3 separate regions of the Homo sapiens genome follow, and all the other regions are linked to region 2. Evidence: chromatin contacts called from ENCODE Hi-C or POLR2A ChIA-PET data. All regions are on one chromosome and are shown on one strand. Each heading gives the region's core, a stretch centred on a gene start or an enhancer-like site at or near the end of the contact. The rest is flanking DNA. Distances are from core to core; before and after follow the strand shown. Region 1 holds the start of ABHD1 (abhydrolase domain containing 1). Region 2 holds the start of CENPA (centromere protein A). Region 3 overlaps KHK (ketohexokinase).

Region 1 (4,872 bases), core at 1,760-4,259, 340 kb before region 2:
GGCCTAAGGGGCTTCTTTCTACCGGGGACCTTATCTTCTCTTACTTGTGGGGCCCCTGCTGTTAGATTGTGCTCTAAAGGAAGAACAGCCCTAATGTGAATCGATTTTTTTCTTCCTTCATGCCAGCTAGGGGGAAGGTGACAAGGATGAAATAACAGGGACAGATGAGGTCAGTGGGCACTAAGCCCTGACTTTCAGCTTCTCTGCTGTGTTCTGGACAGACATCAAGTGAATGAGAGAGCCTAGCCACGTGGAAGGCATGTGAAGGAGGAGTATGCCATAGGTTCAAGAATAGAAACTGCATATCCGCAGTGGGCCCTAAGGAACATGAGGACCAGATTTCTATCTCCAGTACAGTTCCTATAGTCTACAGGGGCAAATGGTAGAGATGCCAAGTCGATAGTGCAACTGTTGGGAGATGTGACTTTGGACCCTAGTCCTTAAGCCCTGGAATTACGACAGCTGTCAGTCGTGTGAAGGCACTGGGCTAAGCCCAAACTTATGAGATATTTTATAAGTGAAGAAGTTATGACTGACAGAGATTAAGTGGTTTGTCCAGTTACACAGCAAGCAAGAGGCAAAACAAAATTATTAACTATGACATTACCACCAGTACTTGTAGGTAAGATTTGTTGAGTTCTCATTAAGCTCCAGGCATTCTGCTAAGCACTTCACACAAATTTTGTCTTGTGATTTTCATAACAGTTCCATGAAATAGGTTCTGTGATCCCCCTATGTGAACGGATTTGAATGCTGAATAACTTGTCAAGGGCCAGAAGCTTGCCAGAGCTAGTTAGTGGCAGAGCAGGAGATTCAAACCCAGGTCTGTCTGACTCTAGAGCCTGCGCTGTCTAGTCACTGTCGGGTATTGCCTCCTAATTGCCAAGATTTTGAGTTGCTATCCTTTTTTTTTTTTTTTTTTTGAGACGGAGTTTTGCTCTGACACCCAGGCTGGAGTGCAGTGGTGCCATCTCAGCTCACCGCAACCTCCGCCTCCTGGGTTCAAGCGATTCTCCTGCCTCAGCCTCCTGAGTGGCTGGGATGACAGGCTTGCGTCACCACACCCAACTAATTTTTGTATTTTTAGTAGAGATAGGGGTTTCACCATGTTGGCCAGGCGGGTCTCGAACTCCTGACATCAAGTGATTCGCCCGCCTCAGCCTCCCAAAATGCTGGGATTACAGGCATGAGCCACTGTGCTCGGCTGAGTTACTATCAGTTTATTAATTCCTTGGTCAAACGGCCCAGTAGTGTGGAACAAGACTTATAAATTTGTTCACAGGTTTGATTTATGTGGGTTAATTTGATTTTAACTCAAGAAAATGTTTCTTGACTCCCTCCTGAGAATGAATTAGTATTACAATATGGCACTGGTTGCTATGCTTAAATCAGTATAGATCCATTACAGTGCTGGCCAATCCAAACACCGTATCTAGAGGGCCTCCAGAATGGCACTTTTCCTGCATTTTAACCAGTATTCGTTAGCTTATAAAGGGTTTAGTCTATAAAGCAGCAGGGGCCCAGATTTCTGTGCAGCTAGTTGCAAGTAAAGGAAAGTGTTTCCTTAGGGGCAGTTTTGTTCTGAAGTGACCTTCCAAATCTGATGTATAAAGTGAGGCCTACAGAGTATTGTGAGGCTTGGAGTTTTTAACTGTTTTATTAAGGAAGACTTTTTTTTTTTTTTTTGAGACGGAGTTTCACTCTTGTTGCTCAGGCTGGAGTGCAATGGCACGAGGCTCATTGCAACCTCCGCCTCCCAGGTTCAAGTGATTCTCCTGCCTCAGGCTCCCGAGTAGCTGGGATTATAGGCATGTGCCACCATGCCTGGCTAATTTTTGTATTTTTAGTAGAGATGGGGTTTCTTCATGTTGGTCAGGCTGCTCTCGAACTCCCGACCTCAGGCGATCCTCCCGCCTCTGCCTCCCAAAGTGTTGGGATTACAGGCGTGAGCCACCACACCCGGCCCTAAGGAAGACATTTAGTAAACAATATATGCTAATGTAGAAAGCTCTGAAAATATGGAAAAGTCTAGGTAACACTAAAGTCTCCTATAGACCTTTTTAAAGGACTCGAACCAGTAGGTGTCTTGTTAGACTCAGCTACCTAGAACAGAGTTTAATGAAGATGAAGAGATTTGGCTTTTCCTGGATATGTAAATTATGTATATATCTAAATTTCAGTGAGAAAAGTCTCCAAATTCATCAAAATCAACCTCTTCAAACTTTCTCATCACACTCACTATATGGAGAGCCTGGAACATAAAACGGCTGAATGAGCAAGGACAGTTGGGGTCATCCATCAGTTCTGAGCTAGGCCAGTTCTGACCTCAGCCAGCCCTTAAGGGAAGGGAGGTCCTACTAAGCTATTTGGGGGGTGGGTGGTATTGGGAGTTAGCCATGACCCACAGACCTCTGGTTCCTTCCTTCAGTGCAGCTGAAAGACTCAGCTAAACCACCTAAAAAGGAACGCAAAGTGTGCACATCTCTGATACCTCAGGATGCCTTCCACCCCACCTTTCCCCAAATGCTTGTCCACATTATAGGGAGCAGCACCCTCCGGTACCCAAAAGGCCCAGCTGGCATGGGGATCACATGGGATGCAGAGGCACTAGAGAGGCAGAGCCGACTCTCCATTCGGTGGTAGCAAATTTCACCTGTGGGGAAGCCCAACCATCCCAGTTCCCACCAAGGGCCCAAGCCCGTGTCTGGAAGCTGCCCCCTACACCCAAACCCGCTGGCCAGAGCGGTGGACCCGCACCCACCTGAAGCACACATGCCCAGTAGTAGCCCAAGTAGAGGGCAACGGCAAGAGCCAAGAGCAGAGAGAAGGTGTCTGCCCAGGTGCCATTCTGGGGGCTCAGGAAGGAGCTCAGCATCTTGTGTTGGGGGCTTCCGACCCTCAGGCTCCTGGCTGGCCCCAGTTGGCCGGCTGTAACTCGCGGTCCCACCCGCCGCCCGCCATAGGCGGCCTGTGCAGGTCCGGTCCCCGCTGCAGGCAGTTTGCGCTGCTGGCCCCGCCCACCGCCGGTGCCCCGGGATGGGCGGCGAGAGGCGGCGCTAGTTGGTCGCGGGGCTGGGTGGCTGGTCGCCTAGTGCCTCGCGCGGATCTAACCCGAGTGACCTGCGAATGGCCTCCCGCCCTCCCCTGCCTTCTTCCCCTCCGCGGTTCTTGGCTGTGCAGCCCGAGACAAGCGGCCTCCCCCAGCTGCCATCTTGGTGCGGGGCATCTCCAGCTCCCTTAAACTCTTCCCCGGCGACGCCCCGAGTCCAGCAGCCTGGCCAGAGTCCCTTAGGCGCTCGCAGTCAGTCACGCACAGGACACAGCTACTCCTGCAGTGACATTCTGCTCTGTCACACACTACAGCCATTCACAGTGACCCTCACCAGTCACTGTCCGACTGTGACACCCCACACTGTCACAAAGCTTTCAGCTGCTCAGTGGTGGCATTGCAACACATGCACCTTCCTGCAGTGTCACTCTGCATTGTCTCATACAGTCCCTGCCACACAGTCCTCGTACAGTAGATAATTTGCTCACCACCCGCCCTGTACCAGGCACTTGATACAGACCCCCCATGTTACTGTCCGTGTCTTCATTGAAATATAGGAGGTCGTCTACTAAGAGTAGTGGCTTTCAACCTTGACTGCAGATCGGAATCATCTAGGATTTTTAAAACTACCAGTGCCCAGGCCCTACCCCCGATACAGTTAGTCTGGAGAGGAGCCTAGGTATCAATACACCGTAAAGCTTCTAGGAGGTCCACAAGTCATCAGGGCTTAACATGGTCCACACAAGAGAAGTACCAGCTGCCATGGGAGCACTGCGGAGGTGCCCGGACTTCACGCGAGGGTGTTCTAGCAGAGGGGGCAGCAAAGGCAAAAGCCTGGAGGTGAAGGATGTCTTAAGGGAACAAAGAAAGTTGGTGTGGCTGGAGCATGTGGGTGGTCAAGGACCACATAATTGCTGCAGTTTATCCTAGGGTCAGAGGAAAGCCATCCAGGGGTTTTAAGAAGGGAAGGGTGACATGAGTTATGTTTTAGGAGAATCATTCAGTTGCTTGGAGAATAGATTGGAGGAGGAGGAAAGTAGAAGCAGAGAGGCCACTGGGAGGCTGCTAACAGAACGCCAGGCTCAAAAGATGCCCGGACTGGAGGATACCCAGGAGAGGAGTGAAGATCTTCAAGATCAGTGGCAGAATTGATAGGACCTGGTAGTAGATTGGAGGCAGGGGAAGAAGGAGGAACATGGATGACCTCCAGGTTTCTGACTGCACAGATATAAAGTGTCCATCCCTGGGACAGGGAAACAGAGGAGAGGAAGGTTTGAAGAGGAAGATGATGCATTTAGACACAGACATGTAGAAGTTGGGGTGCTGGTAGGTGTTTTAACTGTGTTTCCTTAGGTTCTGTATTTGTCTATTTGGCATCCATAAATCACAGGGCCAACCTAATGGCCAAGGTTGTTTACATCTCCCCTACAATCCAGAGCTCACACTCTGAGCACTTCCTTTCTCTAACTTTCACATTCCAAGCCAGTATCTCCCCTGCCCTAAATCAACCCAGGACCAGGTAACCAGGACCTGTCCCTGTGCCCCAGAGCACTCTGGAATTATTCAAACTAGCCAGTCCCAAACTGCTTCTCCTGCCTTACTGGGAGAAGTAAACCCCAATAAAGGCCTGTACCTTCCCTTCGCTTCTTTCTGCCTCCTGAGTGACACTGGCACTTCCCCCTGTGACCGTGCCTTTTGTTTCTAGGGGAACTGCAAATAACATTAAGCTTTTCTTTCAATAGCAGTGACCTCTTCATGTCCTCACTCAGCCACCTTTATAAATTAAAACTCAGGCACAAATTAGTAGGATATTCAATGCCTGA
Region 2 (4,677 bases), core at 1,069-3,568:
TTTTTTTTTGTTCTGTAGAGACAAAACAATTTGTCTCTACAAAAAAGGTTTAAAAATAGTCAAGCATGGTGGTGCAGGTCTGTCATCCTAGCTATTCAGGAGGGTGAAGCAGGAGGACTGCATGAGCCCAGGAGGTCAAGGCTGCAATGAACCAAGATAGCACCACTGCACTACAGCCTGGATGACAAGAGTGAGACTCTGTCTCGAAAATTGAAGAAAGAATACCAGACAAAGGTGGTAGGACTGCCAAGAAGTGTTGACTGCCCATTTGAGATAAACCTTCCATTTAACCAGGAGTAGAAGGATGCTTCTACCTTGGAAAGCAACAGCAAACATCATACTTAATATTCCTGTTAAAATTACAAACAAGACAAAGATGACCAAAACACCACTCTTAGTGAGTCTCAGGGCCTTACTAGTACCATACAATAATAAATAAAATGTGTAGAAATGAAAACGGAAGATTCAAAAGTTATTTGCAGATGACATAATAGTCTACTTAAAAATTCCAACTGGAGCAACTAAAAACGACTAGGGTGAACGAGAATTCAGCAAGTTGGCTGGAAGCAAAGGTTAAATCCTCGTGTTTTGGGAAAGAAAAAAAATCCCATTCGCAACAGCAACATCTAGAAACAACCTACTCCAGCCTAGGCAACATGGCAAAATCCCACCTCTACTAAAAATACAAAAAATTAGCCGGCATGGTGGCATATGCCTGTAGTCCCAGCTACTCGGGAGGCTGAGCTGGGAGAAGCACCTGAGCCTGGGAAGTTGAGGCTGCAGTGAACCCTCGTGGCATCACTGCACTCCAACCTGGGCGATGGGTCTCAAAAAAAAAACAACAAAAAACCAAAAAGCCGGCCGGGCGCGGTGGCTCACGCCTGTAATCCCAGCACTTTGGGAGACCGAGGTGGGCGGATCACGAGGTCAGGAGATCAAGACCATCCTGGCTAACACGGTGAAACCCTGTCTCTACCAAAAATACAAAAAATTAGCCGGGCGTGGTGGTAGGCGCCTGTAGTCCCAGCTACTCGGGAGGCTGAGGCAGGAGAAGGGCGTGAACCCAGGAGGCGGAGCTTGCCGTGAGCGGAGATCGCGCCACTGCACTCCAGCCTGGGCGACAAAGCCTGACTCCGTCTCCAAAACAAAACAAAAAACCCAAAAAAGCCTGTAGGCACAGTGGCTCATGCCTGCAATCCCAGCACTTTGGGAGGCCCAGGCAGGAGGATCACTTGAGGCCAGGAGTTTGAGACCAGCCTGGGTAACACAGGGAGACCCAGTCTCTACAAAAAGCAATGAAACAAATAAACTACAATACACTTCCCATCTTCCTCATAGCTACGTAGCAAGAGTTAAGAGATAAGTAAAGCAGCTGTTGCCACCATGTACCATACAGGCATCTGCCTCCTCCTGCCGTTGGGTCTCCCATCCACCAGCCCACCATAGACAATTAAGACACAGACTTCGGCCCCTTTTCCCGGACACAAGCTCTGGAAGGCAACAGAGTGAGCAGCGCAGAGGGCCTCGGTTCAAGGCCTAACAGCCTCTCCCGGAAGGGAAAAAAAACCCCTGAAAGACACCTCCTAAGAGGACTCCTGTTTGAAATCGTCACCGAAAGCAGTCAATACTTTTGCAATTTAAAAATGCACAAACACAGAGGATTGGAAATCCCGTGTCCGCCAGAACACCAAGTTGTGTGACTCTGCTCAAGCTCTCTGGCCTGTGCCTCGGCTTTCTCATTAGCTGTAAAATGGGCACAATATGAAGCTGAGATAACGCACGAACAGTGGGAGGCAATGCCTGGTTGGCGGTGGGCGGTGGGCGCTGGGTAACCACTAGTCCTAACAAGAAGACGGCGTTAGGAGCCAAGTGGCTAAGCCGGTCCCTTCCCGCTTTCGGAACCGCCTGCTCCAGCCCCTCGCAGGGCTGGCACCGCCCGTGCCCGGAGCGGATGCCGGACGGCGGAACCGCGTTGTCCCCCAACAGGGAAGTGCCACGGGATCGGGACTCGGGAGATCCGGGCTCCGCCTGCGAGCCTCGGTTTTCTCCTCTTCGAGATGGGGCCGCGGCCGGTTACCTAAGGAGGGGCCCCGCCGGGAGGGGCCGGGGGTCGGGGTCGGGCTCGGGCTGCGCCTCCTCGGGGCCTCGGGCTTTCGGCTCCGGCGGCGCGGGCCCATGACACGCCGCAGAGGGTGCTGGCGCCCGGTCCCACGGCTCCTGCTCGGGCTGCCGGGTCCGGGAGCGAAAGGCTGGCTTCTGGGGAGCCCAGAGAACGCTGTGCCGCGAGCCTCACATGAGCCGGTGCTTGGCAGAAGTCCGCGCCGCTCGCGTTCAAATCGCTCGCTCCGCCCACTTCACGGCCGGCGTTTTTTAAAACCCGAATCCAGCGACTCCCAGTGGCTGACTCTGGAACGCCCCTTACGTAGAGCGACTGCAGGTAGGGCCAATGAGAGTATGCACCGAGACACAAATATAGCGGCGATGATAGGAGGACAGGGGAGACTGATGGTAAAATCAACCAATAGACAACTAAAGAGATGGGGCGGGAAATTCTCCTGCCCCCTGCTTGCCAATCTGGTTGCTGGTCTTTGCGGGACCGTACTGACGTCCTCAGGTGCCCTCCAGTCAAAACACCGAAGCTCAGTTTGGAACGTGGATGGTGTGTTTGTAGAACGTGCTTTCTAGAAAAGTCGCTTTCCTCAAACATTTTATGCTTTGCCTTAGCAACGCAGAGATGGCTTTTAAAGATGAGGAAACAGACCCATAGAGAATGTGACAACCCCGTGTCGTATCTGCGACTCTCCCAGGAACTATCCACAGATATACTCAGAATCCAGTTCAACTGCATAAACTTTGCTGACGCTTGGGGTCGCGGGGACGGCGGGATCGGCGGGGCTTTGAGAATAAGGTCCGGGCAGGGCAGGCCTCGGCACTATAGCAACGCAATCGTCCCAAAAAAATGCTCTCTTCCCTTTGTTGGGGATAATAAAAATTCAAGTCATGTCCCGGTATGTAGAATAAGGGGAATTTTAATTTTCTAAATTTTATTTCTTGCATTTTCTAAATGTTCTACAGTGAACATGTAATCAGGAAAAATGTTATAAAATTAGTGATTTCATGGAACCCTTGTGCATTGCTGGTGGGAGTGTAAAATGCTGCGGCTGCTGTGAAAAATAGTATTGGTGGTTCCTCAAAAAATCAAAAATAGAATTACCAGATGATCCAGTAATTCCACTTCTGGCTAAATATCCAAAAGAATTTAAATATAGCCAGGGACTTGAACAGATATTCTCACACCCATGTTGATAGCGGCATTCTTCACAACAGCCCGAAGGCAGAAACAGCCTGAATACACACCAACAGATGAACGGATAAACAAAATGGGGTGTATACCACAATGTTATTCAGCCTTTAAAAGGAAGGGAATTCTGACACCTGCTGCAACATAGATGAACCTTGAGGACGTTATGCTAAGTGAAATAAAGCAGTCCACCAAGGGACAAATGCTGGGCTGGGGTGCGGTGGTTCATGCCTGTAATCCCAGCGCTTTGGGAGGCCAAGTTGTTCGGAACCACTGAGTTCGAGTTCGAGTCCAACCTGGCCAACATGGCGAAACTCCATCTTGCCGAGCGTGGTGGCTCACGCCTGTAAACCCAGCACTCTGGGAGGCCGAGGCAGGCAGATCACCCGAGGTCAGGAGTTCAAGACCAGCATGGCCAACATGGCGATACCCCGTCTCTACTAAAAATATAAAAATTTGCCAGGTGCTGTGGCTCACGCCTGTAATCCCAGCTACTCAGGAGGCTGAGGCAGAGTTGCTTGAACCTGAAAGGCGGAGGTTGCAGTGAGCCGAAATCATGCCACGGCACTCCAGCCTAGGCGACAAGAGTGAGACTCTGTCTCAAAAAAAAAAAAAAAAAAAAAAGAGAAGGGGAAGGAGAAGGAGGAGAAGGAAGAAAGAAACCCCACCTCTACCAAAGATACACACACACACAAATTAGCCCGGGCGTGCAGATGTATGCCTGTCGCCCCAGCTACTCAGGAGGCTGAGGTGGGAGAATCGCTCGAGTCCAGGAGGTTGAGGCTGAACTGAGCCATGATTGTGGCACTGCACTCCAGCCTGGGCGACAGAGTGGCACCTCTCTCAAAAAAAAAGAAAAAAAAAAAGGACAAGGCCGGGTGTGGTGGCTCATGCCTGTATAATCCCAGCACTTTGGGAGGCTGAGGCCAGTGGATCATGAGGTCAGGAGATCGAGACCATCCCGGCTAACCTGGTGAAAACCCGCTTCTACTAAAAATACAAAAAATTAGCCGGGCGTGGTGGCACGGGCCTGTAGTCCCAGCTACTCGGGAGGCTGAGGCAGGAGAATTGCTTGAACCTAGGAGGGGAAGGTTGCAGTGAGCTGAGATTGTGCCACTGCACTCCAGCCTGGGCAATAGAGCAAGACTCTGTCTCCAAAAAAAAAAAAAAAAAAGGACAAATACTGTATGAGGTACCTGGAATAACGGAACTCATAGAGACAGAAAGTAAAATGGTGGTTGCCAGTGAGTAAGGGAGGAATGGGGAGTTAGTATTTAATAGGTGGGGAGTTTTAGTTTGAGAAGATGAAAAATTCTGGATATGGATGGTGGTGATGGTTGCACAACACTGTGAACGTGCTTAACGCCACTGAACTG
Region 3 (4,371 bases), core at 1,630-4,129, 310 kb before region 2:
GAACCCCAAGTGCTTGGCCACATCTTTGCTGACAAACACCTGTGGGCAGTGGAAGAGAAGCTGGTGGTCACTTCTAACTCGTCATTCACCAACAGCAGCCTAGCGTTGCCCCCATTACAACACGACTCCCCCAACATGTCCACATAGATCCCCAACGTAGCATCTCACTGTCCCACGGGAACGTGGTTTTCTTTTTTCTTTATTTTTTGTGAAGATGGTCTCCCTGAGGCTGGTCTTGAACTCCTGGCCCCATATGATCTTCCTGCCTCAGCCTCCCAAAATTTCTGGGATTACAGGTGTGAGTCACTGCACCTGGCCAGAAGCATATTTTTATCGATGCTTATATATAATAGAATACAGCCTTGTAAATTGTAAAACAAAAGGCCTGGTCCGTTTGTTCTCTGATCAATGGATTGAAAACCCACAGAAAGCCTTGAGCGCCACCTTGGGGTGGAATCTACCACCGCCATGCTGGCTCCCTGGAGCAGTTTTGCTGGTTTTTCCCACAACTATGTCCTCTAGGTATGGTTTCTTCATCTGGAAAACAAAGAGGCTCCCTCAACACTACCTACACTTTAGAATCTCCAGAGAAAGTTTTGGTAAAAACAAAAAACAAAACACCGAAGCCTTGGCTCTACCCCTGCCAATCAAAAACAAGATGGTGGGGCTCAGGCACTGCAATCCTCCTGCCTCAGCCTCCTGAGTAGCTGGGACTATGGGTGCACACCACCATGCCAGGAATTTTTTTTTTTTTTTTTTGTATAGAGACAGGGTCTTGCAATCTTGAATGACTGGCTGAAGTGATCCTCCTGCATTGGCCTCCCAAGGTGCTGGGATTACAGGTATGAGTCACTGCTCTTGGCCTAATTTATTTTCATAGAGACAGGGGTCTTGCTATGTTGTCCAGGCTGGTCTTGGACTCCTGGCATCAAGCAATCCTCCTACCTCAGCTTCCCAAAGCTCTGGGATTACAAGTGTGAGCCACTACACTTGGCCTGCATTCATCTTTTTTAATATGCAGCCAAGGTTGAGGACAAGTCACAAGGTTGAGGACCTTGGCTGGATGGTCTCCAACCAACTTCTGCTATGATGCTGGGATTACTTCCCAAATTCCATTTACATCCAGCCTTTTCAAAAAGAGACTCATGCAAGTCTCCTTCCCACCCTTCCCTCACCCTAGCAGCCCCCACAACCTGCCAGACACCCCTGAGTTGGAAGAAACCTCAGAGAACAGTTGTGTGCCCTCATTCTGCAGAGGAAAAGACTGGGGAGCCCCAGAGAGGAGATGCTTCCACACAGGCTTGCCCTGTGGCTGTTTAAGCCCTACCCAAGCCCTCTGGGCATTCTTACACCTATGCACCCACCTGGGGTGGAGACATTCTACTCCTTGCTCACTGCTGAGGCCTGCACTGGAGCCCAAGGCTAGGGGTCTACTTCTTTGCTTTAACCCCCATCCCCCATCTTCAAACACCACCAAACCAGGAACCACTATTCCAATTGTGGTAGGCAGGATAAAAGGATTCTGGCTCCCTTTAAGAACCAAATTAGCTGGAAGTGGCAAAGAGAGGCTGAATGGGGCACCCACCACGTCTCCGTAGCCAAACAGCTGGAAGAGCTCCTCTCGTGGCTTCTCCACCTCCACGGACACCCGGATCTTCTGCTCTGGAGGCTGCCTGGTGTTGTGTGCGTCTATCCGCTGCAGCATCTTCACCTGCTCCGATGCGTTCCGGCCCTGGTACAGGACAGGGCAGCTCAGGACCGCTGGGCACTGCCTGGCCAATCTGCCTCATTCTTCCTGCCCCGCTGAAACTCTGGGTGAGGAGGGAGAGGGCCTCGGGGAGGCTGGGCTAGAACCCCATCCTAAATTACAACATTCAGAGCTGTCGTGGACTTTGAAGACCTTATCAACCAGCTACTCCATTCCACAGATGAGAAGACTAAAGAATAAAAGATACTGTGAAAGACCTACCATAGGTTAAATGATGGAGCTAGAACTCAGGACTTCTCAGGATTTCCTTCCACCCAGACTCCAAAACCTCTCTTGGAGTAAAGGCTCTAGTTCCCTTTATTTGGGAGCTGAGTCAGGCCCTGTCCTTCCTGCTTCCCCAGAGGTAATGGGTCAGGCCCTAAGCAGTCAGACATCCGCCAGAGGCAGAGTTGGAGGCAATGGGGCAGCCCGTAGCACAGAAAGCACAGGACTTTGCCTGGAGCCAGCTGTGCTTACGTTCTGCTGTGTGACCTTGAGTAAGTCATCTAATCTTTCTGGGCCTTAGTTTTCTCACCTGAAGACATAAGGAAAGATGGAGAGAGAATGAGGGGGTTGGGTTCATTTATCTCTAAGGTACTTCATGATTCAAAGAAACCAAGGAGGCAGAACATGTGGAGGAGGCTGGCAGGTTGAGCCCCTTGAAACACAGGTAAGGCAGGGCTTACCTCAATGTGGATCCACTTGAACTGGGTCAGATCAACCTTCTCAAAGTCTGTAGCAGACACATCTGGCAGGCTCCTAGGTCACAGGATGGAAAAGACAGAGAAGAAGGAGCATGATGGGGTCAGGCAGAGCCAGGATCTCTAACTGGCAGCTGTGGACCCTGTGCCTGCACTGCTGGCAGCATGACAGGAAGCTGGATCCACAGCACAGGATTCTCAGGCTCAGCTCCAGGGTTGTCCCTGTTACAGTCTGCTGGGGTGCCCTTTCCTGAGTTTGAGGTTGTGATTAAATTATCTCGGTAAACTGAACTGCAACACATGTCAACTGGCAAGGTCTGTGTGCCTTGGAGACTGCATCTCCCAGAATGCACTGAGAGCGCCAAGCCTACACTTCCCAGAATCCCTTGCAGCAGCACACGGCTCCCACAGGCAGAGCCCTGGGAAAGTATAAAGCCCGCGACCCCCTGCCTGGGCTGTCTGGTCCCCCTCACTTCTGGCGCCCCAGCGTTGGGGTTTACCTATGGCACCCCTGTCCTGCGTTTAATAGCTCCCCGTTGCAACCCTGAGGTCAAGGTAGCACTTGAGGAAGAGTTTGTGTTTGGCCGGTTTAGGAAAGGGGACTCCCGATAGAGGTCTGCCTTGACCCTCCTGAGCCAGAGACCTCAACTCAGCCAAAGTCCCCGCTCCACGTTCTGTAGCCGAGTCCTTCCACTTAACTATAGCTGTGTGATCTGCCCGGGCCTTTGGGAGGCAACTTCCACATTGATAAATGGGGCTGAAACCCCCAGCCCCCTTGCAGCCTGCTGCAGTTGCAGGTAATGTGTGTGAATGTGCCTGGACTGAGGCCAGTGGGCAAGAAACATTTCTCCTCAGAGCTCCTCTCCTGTAAATAGCTATGTTGTGTCCTTGATCAGGGTTACTACGGATTGTTGCTTAACAAGCATTTGACTAGGATTGCCCAATGCGAAGGTCACCTGTAGCACATATGCCTGCCTACTCACACTCACTGCACATATGAAGCCCAGGGATGGCTGCCCCTCCTCCAGGTCCGGCAGTCAGGCTGGGCCGTAGGAACAGCCTGAACCTGAGGGCTGCTGGGCTTGGGCCCTCTCAGCCATAACAGTACCTGGCACGTACTAGGTTCTTAGTACACTAAACCTCTAAAATCCTGCAGGAGGGAGTCTGCAAGGGATAAGAAGTGTCTAGGCCCATGGGGCCTCTCTTGAGTGGCCTGGGACCCTGAAGGGAGGGATAGCCCCTTCCCCCAGGTCAGCACCATGTTAGATGACCCTGATCTGCTGACCCCATGTTTCCTTTCCCCTCCTTCAGCAATGGCTGTGAATGGTGTGTGGCCTGGCTTCATCATGCTGGAAACTTTGGGGGGCTGATCTCTTTTACACACCCAAACCCCAGCTCCTTGGTGCCATGCTGCAGGCTGGCAACTCTGGGGCTGACTTTGGAAATCCCAGTGGGCACCCCCCCACAGCCCTTCTTAAGAAGGGTTGAATCCCATCTCCCACCCTTCTGTCCTGAGAACAGTTTCCCCGCACCCACAGCCAAGCTGCTGATTAACGATTTAATAATTATGGAGGAATCACTTAATAAATTACAGTTTATATAGGCCTGCCTGCCCTTCTTTGGTGTTGACCAAGGCCAAGTCACCAGGCACAGCAAAGCCCATCCCTTCCCACCTCACTTTTCCCCTAATTGAAAGCAATTAGGAAATCACTGGACATTTTGGCAGGGGAGCAACTTCTGGTACACAGAAGCCACAGAGGGGGGCAGTTGGGATGCCCATGGTGGCGAGTGAGGGAACTGATTGAGCCAACTGATTGGTGGGTTGTAGCAGGGCGAGGCCCGGGGGCCTTACGTGTCATGGAGCACAATGGTACGGTTGCCATTGGAGTTGTTGATGATGCAGCAGGAGCTGGGGGTGTCCCC

The links. Hi-C counts contacts between places; a loop is a spot of excess contacts on that map. ChIA-PET counts read pairs that join two places held with the same protein, here RNA polymerase II (POLR2A). Pooled maps may share reads with other maps.
Region 1: a pooled map shows a loop between it and region 2 (8-fold over the local background). The contact joins the promoter of ABHD1 here to the promoter of CENPA in region 2. A Hi-C loop is called at or near these places in 3 of 168 maps with a recorded cell type or tissue (CD8-positive, alpha-beta T cell and naive thymus-derived CD4-positive, alpha-beta T cell) and 9 of 50 pooled maps. POLR2A ChIA-PET finds 5 or more read pairs at or near these places in 2 of 52 experiments (BJ and activated T-cell).
Region 3: a map of HepG2 shows a loop between it and region 2 (8-fold over the local background). The contact joins the enhancer-like site here to the promoter of CENPA in region 2. A Hi-C loop is called at or near these places in 4 of 168 maps with a recorded cell type or tissue (B cell, CD8-positive, alpha-beta T cell, HepG2 and 1 more), 5 of 37 single-sample maps with no recorded cell type and 14 of 50 pooled maps.

What each region holds. Positions count from the first base shown.
Region 1 is chr2:27,121,952-27,126,823 of GRCh38, reverse strand. ABHD1 (abhydrolase domain containing 1) reads right to left here and starts at 3,009. Exons shown (of 9, transcript NM_032604.4): 1 at 2,762-3,009. The coding sequence starts at 2,875. RefSeq lists silencers at 2,925-3,064, 3,085-3,164.
Region 2 is chr2:26,783,697-26,788,373 of GRCh38, reverse strand. CENPA (centromere protein A) reads right to left here and starts at 2,318. Exons shown (of 5, transcript NM_001809.4): 1 at 2,078-2,318. The coding sequence starts at 2,177. RefSeq lists enhancers at 1,537-1,586, 1,647-1,696, 2,787-2,886, 3,148-3,917 and a silencer at 2,027-2,136.
Region 3 is chr2:27,094,864-27,099,234 of GRCh38, reverse strand. It overlaps KHK (ketohexokinase), which reads right to left. Exons shown (of 8, transcript NM_006488.3): 3 at 4,301-4,371; 4 at 2,434-2,506; 5 at 1,586-1,732; 6 at 1-39. Among named protein-coding and RNA genes, the nearest start is that of KHK, 10 kb to the right of the region's middle. RefSeq lists an enhancer at 1-195. Within about 2 kb of position 2,879, at least 12 of the 41 ENCODE cell types and tissues checked have a DNase peak (open chromatin) inside an H3K27ac peak, as active enhancers do.